Regions from separate parts of the Homo sapiens genome. Here region 2 is linked to region 1. Evidence: chromatin loops called from intact Hi-C (ENCODE). Cell type or tissue: IMR-90. All regions are shown on one strand. Each heading gives the region's core, and the rest is flanking DNA. Links, peaks and the distances in the headings are about the cores only.

The links. Hi-C counts contacts between places; a loop is a spot of excess contacts. Peaks named below come from ENCODE experiments on the same cell type or tissue, not always from the same donor. Only the 100,000 strongest peaks of a DNase experiment are listed, where the experiment ranks them.
Region 2: it touches region 1 in a loop (2.2-fold over the local background); 2 of 110 quality-filtered maps call a loop at or near these places.

What each region holds. Positions count from the first base shown.
Region 1 is chr7:147,244,054-147,246,979 of GRCh38, reverse strand. All of the region lies in intron 8 of CNTNAP2 (contactin associated protein 2), which reads right to left. Among named protein-coding and RNA genes, the nearest start is that of MIR548F4, 130 kb to the left of the region's middle. In IMR-90, for the core only: a CTCF peak has its summit at 1,501 (motif pointing left); no DNase peak of the experiment used is centred there.
Region 2 is chr7:147,430,563-147,433,488 of GRCh38, reverse strand. All of the region lies in intron 10 of CNTNAP2 (contactin associated protein 2), which reads right to left. Among named protein-coding and RNA genes, the nearest start is that of MIR548F4, 54 kb to the right of the region's middle. In IMR-90, for the core only: a CTCF peak has its summit at 1,249 (motif pointing left); no DNase peak of the experiment used is centred there.

The DNA of each region.
Region 1 (2,926 bases), core at 138-2,637:
TTCAGTGATTGAGTCTCAGAAACTTTTTTGTTGGGTTTAGATTATGTTCTTTACTGTAACTTTCCAAAATAATTTGCCTTTCTTTCATTTTTCTATTTTGTCATACAAGTTTTTAGCAACTATTTTTAGTGTCACTATACAGAAACAGCATGATGTTTGATTTTATCTTGTAACTTGGTTAGGCCATGGTGGTCAGACATCACTCTGGATATTTCTGTGAGGTTATTTTAGGATGAGATTTACATTTAAGTTGCTGATTTTTAGTAAAGCAAATCACCTTCTGCTATGATCTGAATGTTTGCGTACCTCTAAAATTCATATGTGGAAGCCTAGTCACTAATGTGATATTAGGAGGCAGGACTCTTGGGAGGCGATTAGATTATGAGAACAGAACCCTCATGAGTGTAATTAATGCCCTTAGAGGCCCAGAGAATTGGCTTGCCTCTTCCATCGTATGAGGACACAGCAAAAAGACAACTCTCTACTAACCAAGAAATGGGACCTCACCAGACACTGAATCTGCCAGCAGCTTGGACTGCCCAGCCTCTAGAACTGTGAGAAATACATTTCTGTTGCATGCTATTTTGTTATAGAAGCCTGGAGAAACTAAGACATCCTTCTTATTGAGGTGAGGGTAGAGGGAGGAGAGTTCATCCAATCAGCTGAAGGCCTGAACAGAACCAAAGGTTGACCTCCCCAGGCAAGAGGATATTTAGTGAGCAGACAAGCCTTCAGATTTGATTTGCAGTAGTCTTTCTTCCCTGGGCCTCCAACGTGCTGGCCCACCTGCAAATTTTGGATATGCTATCTGCCATAATTACATGAGTCACTTCTTTAAAATAAATCTCATATATATGCCATATATATGTGTGTATATATATATATGCCATATATATGTATATATATATATGCCATATATATGTGTATATATATATGCACGTTATATGTGTATGTGTGAGTCTTATTTATATATAAGATTTTACAGAATTGTAAATATGTGTATATGTAAATATATATGCATGCATATATTTGTATATATAAATATATACATGTGTGCATATATATGTGTATACACACACACAGATACATATATCCTATTGGTTCTGTTTTCCTGAAGAACAATGACTAATGCAAACAATGACCAAAATTTGAAGATAAAAGCTGAAAGGAATTGGATTTTATTCTACAATGAAATTTTTTTTTTTTTTTTTTTTTTTTGAGACAGAGTCTTACTCTTTTGCCTAGGCTGGAGTGCAGTGGCATGATCTCAGCTTACTGCCAACATGCCACGCTAACTTTTGTATTTTTAGTAGAGATGGGGGTTTCAACCAGGTTGGCCAGGCTGGTCTTGAACTCCTGACCTCGTGCTCCACCCACCTTGGCCTCCCGACGTGCTAAGATTACAGGCATGAGCCACCGCGCCCAGCCTCTAAGATGAAATTTTATTTGAGATCTAGATCAATGAAAGCAAATGGGTTTCCTCTCAAGTGCTCCCTCTAGTGGACTGGCAGTGGCTGTCTGGACCAACCCGGGATGAAACAGCAACTGATGCTCTGTGGAGGCTGAGGTGGATTGAGGGGGCCACAGGGCTTATTTGCTACCCCACAGAGAGACGACTCCCTCCATCCCAGTAATACACTGAGGAAGGTCATTTTGTGCACAATGCATTCTCTAGAGAATTCCACTTTACACCGAGGTTTTTATTTTTAATTTTTTATTTTTTTAGAAAAGGGATATTTTCCTCTCATTTAATGGCATGATTAAAATAATTCCTTCCCAAAATGAGAATTAATACTCTTCTGAGGGCCAGCAAGGGCAAAAAAGAACAATATAATTTCTGAGTTTAGACAAAAGCAAAATTATTTTTGAAGTCGTCTAAGTATTTGGGGAAGTTGCAAAATTAAACCTCCAGAGGTTTAATGTCTTCTAAACATTTCCCTTTTAATCCCCTAAGGCCCTCTAGAAATTTCGTTTTCAGTGCCTTTTGTGGCCATATAATAAAAGTTTTCTACACTGAGGTCACTTTACCCAGCTTTACTTTCTAGAGTAAATTTTTTAATGTTGTGGACTCATATAGCTTATTAAAATGAGTAGTACTAAGAATCTAAGAAATAAGTATCTTCTATATGAGAAAACAGTCTGAGAACTATCTCTTTGCATTATATTTTTAAACAAATGATTAAAAAATATATGGGCAATAGGAAGTGATTACTTGGCCTGATCATGCTGACACCACAAAATTACAACCTCTCTTCAATCAGGTCTTAGCTCACAGAAGTCTTAAAAATCTGCTCTCCATCTACTTACCCTGCTTATCATATCATCTACCTATTTGTTATGTGTATCTCTCCCACTAAAATGTAAGTTCCTGGTGGATCATCACTTCATCTTTCTTGTTCATTGGTGTATCATCAGGACCTAAACTGGTGCCTGGCATTTACATGGAAGAAATATTTGTCCAGTGAATGGGTGGATGACTGGACTGCTTTATATTGTCAAGATTTAATCAGCCATTAAGAGAAAATTACAAGGAAATCTGAGAATTATATATCTATTTTGGAGACAAAAACTAACATTTAATATATATTTTTTTAACATATAGGGTGCTTAGTAAAGTCTACTCCTTGCAAAGAAACGTCATTTTCTTTTTATTGGCTAATGAAGGCTGCTGGCCCCTGATCTCCCAACGGGAGCTGATAAAGCGGAGATGTTCAGAAGTGGCTTTTCTTTAACCCTTCCACACTCTGTGGAGAGTAGGTTGGGTTCCTGTGTGTATCAGATAACTTTGTATATTTGAAATAGGTCTTGCCAGACCCAGGATGAAATGTACAAAGAGCAAGAATGGGAAAATGCAGCATAGTCCCCAAAGGGTGAAGTGTCTTGGGAGAGAATGACAGTTGAAGAATTTAGATTTATTAAGTCAAGA
Region 2 (2,926 bases), core at 306-2,805, 190 kb before region 1:
CCAAGAAGTTGTCCCAGAGTGCCCTGCAGATAACAGTCCTTTCTTCTCAAGATCCAAAAGTAAAGCAAACACGCTGTGACCAAATGAACTACTATAGATTGTCTACAACTTTATCCCAACTCCAATCAGTTTCAGGCAGAATTTTCAATTGAAAATCCATGTCATATTGTGAGGTAGAGAAAAATAATAATGCATTTATCGCCTAAACAAATTTGTCTTAAAATGAATGCAAATTATTCGCCCACGGAACTTAACAACTCTGAAAAAATAGTATTTTAGAGGATGATGGTTGAAGATTTAAAAATTATGATATAAAAGAGGCGTCACGACACAGGGGAAAGATTCAGCACTCTGCGGATGGCCACTATAACAAGGACATTTTTTAGTGCAATGCTGATTTCAAATGTCCTGTGCTGCTGGTGAGCCAGGTAGCAGTCCTTGTGCCTGATTATCTACCTTTCTGTTTTGAAATGAATCATACATGTCACTGCCAGGCACCAGTGTTTTAGAGCTTATGTGTTACATCCTTGTTAAAGGCTATTGGGTGTGATAAATATTCAAATAACCATGCGAATGCATATTTAATCATAAACTTAGGTAAGTGCCAGTGAAGGAAAGCAGCACAGCTCTAAGAGTGCATGAAAACCTAAAGGGCTTTGGGGTTTAGGAAAGGCCTCTGTAGGGAGGTGATGTCTGGGCTGTGTTTGCAGGATGAAGGGGGGTTAAGTGAAATGGGCAGGATGTTCCAGAAAGAACACTGGGTGACACTGGATGACAGGAGGAGCATATGATTTCAAAAAACACTGTGACTGTGGTTGGGAGATTAGGAGGATGAGAGGAGAGAAATTGTGTGGAAATATGCTGGAACTATCAGCAAGGTCCAAATGGGGTTTCTTGGTGCTCACTGGACAAATCTTTGCTGGGCAAATTTTGTGAAGCATATTTTAGATAACCAATGAGACTCACAACATGTAGCTAATGTGGGAAGTAGTGATATTGATAAATAATACTTAATGTCATACACTTTGGGCATACAACTGAACTAATAATTTCCTTGGTAGAAAACTTCAGCATGATTTCTATTTTTTAAAAAACACAGCTTTGTCTCTTATCTTCCTTCTAAAGCTGCGATTCTCAGTAAGGGCTGATTTGGCCTCCTTATCCCTCCCAAGAGCTATTTGGCAATGTCTGGACACAATTTGCTTGTCACAACTGGAGGGGGTGCTATGCCATCTAGTGGGTATAGGCCAGGAATGCTCACCAAACATCTCACAATGCACAGAGACCCCCACAGCAGGAAATTATGTAGCTCAAAATGTCAATAGGGCTGAGGTTAAGAAACTCGGTTCTAAAGTGTTTTAACAATTTAAAGAGTTTTCCATGGTCTCTTGACCTAATGCACAAGATAGATATTTGTGAATTTTCCTACACAGAAAACAAGGGGCGCAGGTCAGATTTCAGGATATAAGAAATGGGAAATGCATTTGAGATGCATGTTAAACAAACCCAGATATACTGAAAGGCAAGTCTTCACTGGGAATTAAATTTGGGAGTTTTTAGAGTACTCAGAAATCAAATCCATGGAAGAAGTTAAAGAACAAAGAGAAAGTGCTTAGTGCAGAGCCTTCAGGAACTTCTAATTGCCAACTAGGTAAAGGAGAATAAGCCTAGAAAAGGAAATTAGCAGGGGCAGGCAGAACTCAAAAAGATAGAGAAAAACAAGAGTGGGATGTCATGGAAACCAACATAAGAAATTGTTTCAAGAAAGATAAACTGATTTACAGTGCCAAACATATCCCAGAGAAAAAAACAAGGAGAGGACTGAAAAGTCTATTTTATTAAGAGACATGGCGGTCATTAGTGACCTTTGTGGAGGGCTGTCTTGGTTGAGTGATGGAGGTGAAAGCCAGATTGGAGCGGTCCAGGATTAAGTGGCAGTGTGGAGCTAGAGACAACTCTTGTACAAGTCTTTATTGTAAAGAGAAGCAGAGGTTGTAGGGGCACATGTGTGAAATCAAGATTAATATGGGACAGACTCAAGTATGTTTAAAGGCTGATGGCAGTGATTTGGTTTGAAGCTAGCAGTGCAATATACAGGGAAAAGTTTATAGTTTAAAGTTTCTCAGAAGCTATTAAAGGGACAGGTTCCAAAAGAGATAGAGAGACACCATCTCTATTGTCACAGGAGGGAAAGAATAAGAAAATTTATTGATTGTTTTACATGGAATTCATTAAAGGTTTGTGACCAGATATGTAAGAAGAAATATTTATCAAATAAAAGAAAAATGAGAAGTGGTTGACATTAATCACTTTTCAATTGCTCAAACCAACCTAATCATGAATTCAACAAGCCAGTCATACCATATGACCTGCGCTTCTCCTAACCTTCTGTTGCCCATGCTGTTCCCTTCATCCCATGTATCTTTTTTTTTTTTTTTGAGATGGAGTCTCACTCTGTCGCCCAGCCTGGAGTGCAGGAGGGGCGTGATCTCGGCTTACTGCAAGCTCCGCCTCTCAGGTTCACGCCATTCTCCTGCCTCAGCCTCCCGAGTAGCTGAGACTAGGCCCGGCTAATTTTTTGTATTTTCAGTAGAGACGGTGTCTCACTGTGTTAGCCAGGATGGTCTCGATCTCCTGACCTCGTGATCCACCCACTTTGGCCTCCCAAAGTGCTGCGGTTACAGGTGTGAGCCACTGTGCCCGGCTCCTTCAACCCATGTATCTTACCTACTCTGAGTTCTCTGGGAATGTTTCTCTGCACCCTATAATGCTCCCTCCTCCTCTGTGTCCTAGTTGGACTCATCATAATGTACTGTAATTATTTCTTTACTGTTTAATTGCTGCACTAGACTATGATCTCCTTCAGGGCATGCTCACATCACATGTAGAGCACTGGTGGGTGGTGCCTGGCAAAGACAGTTGATAA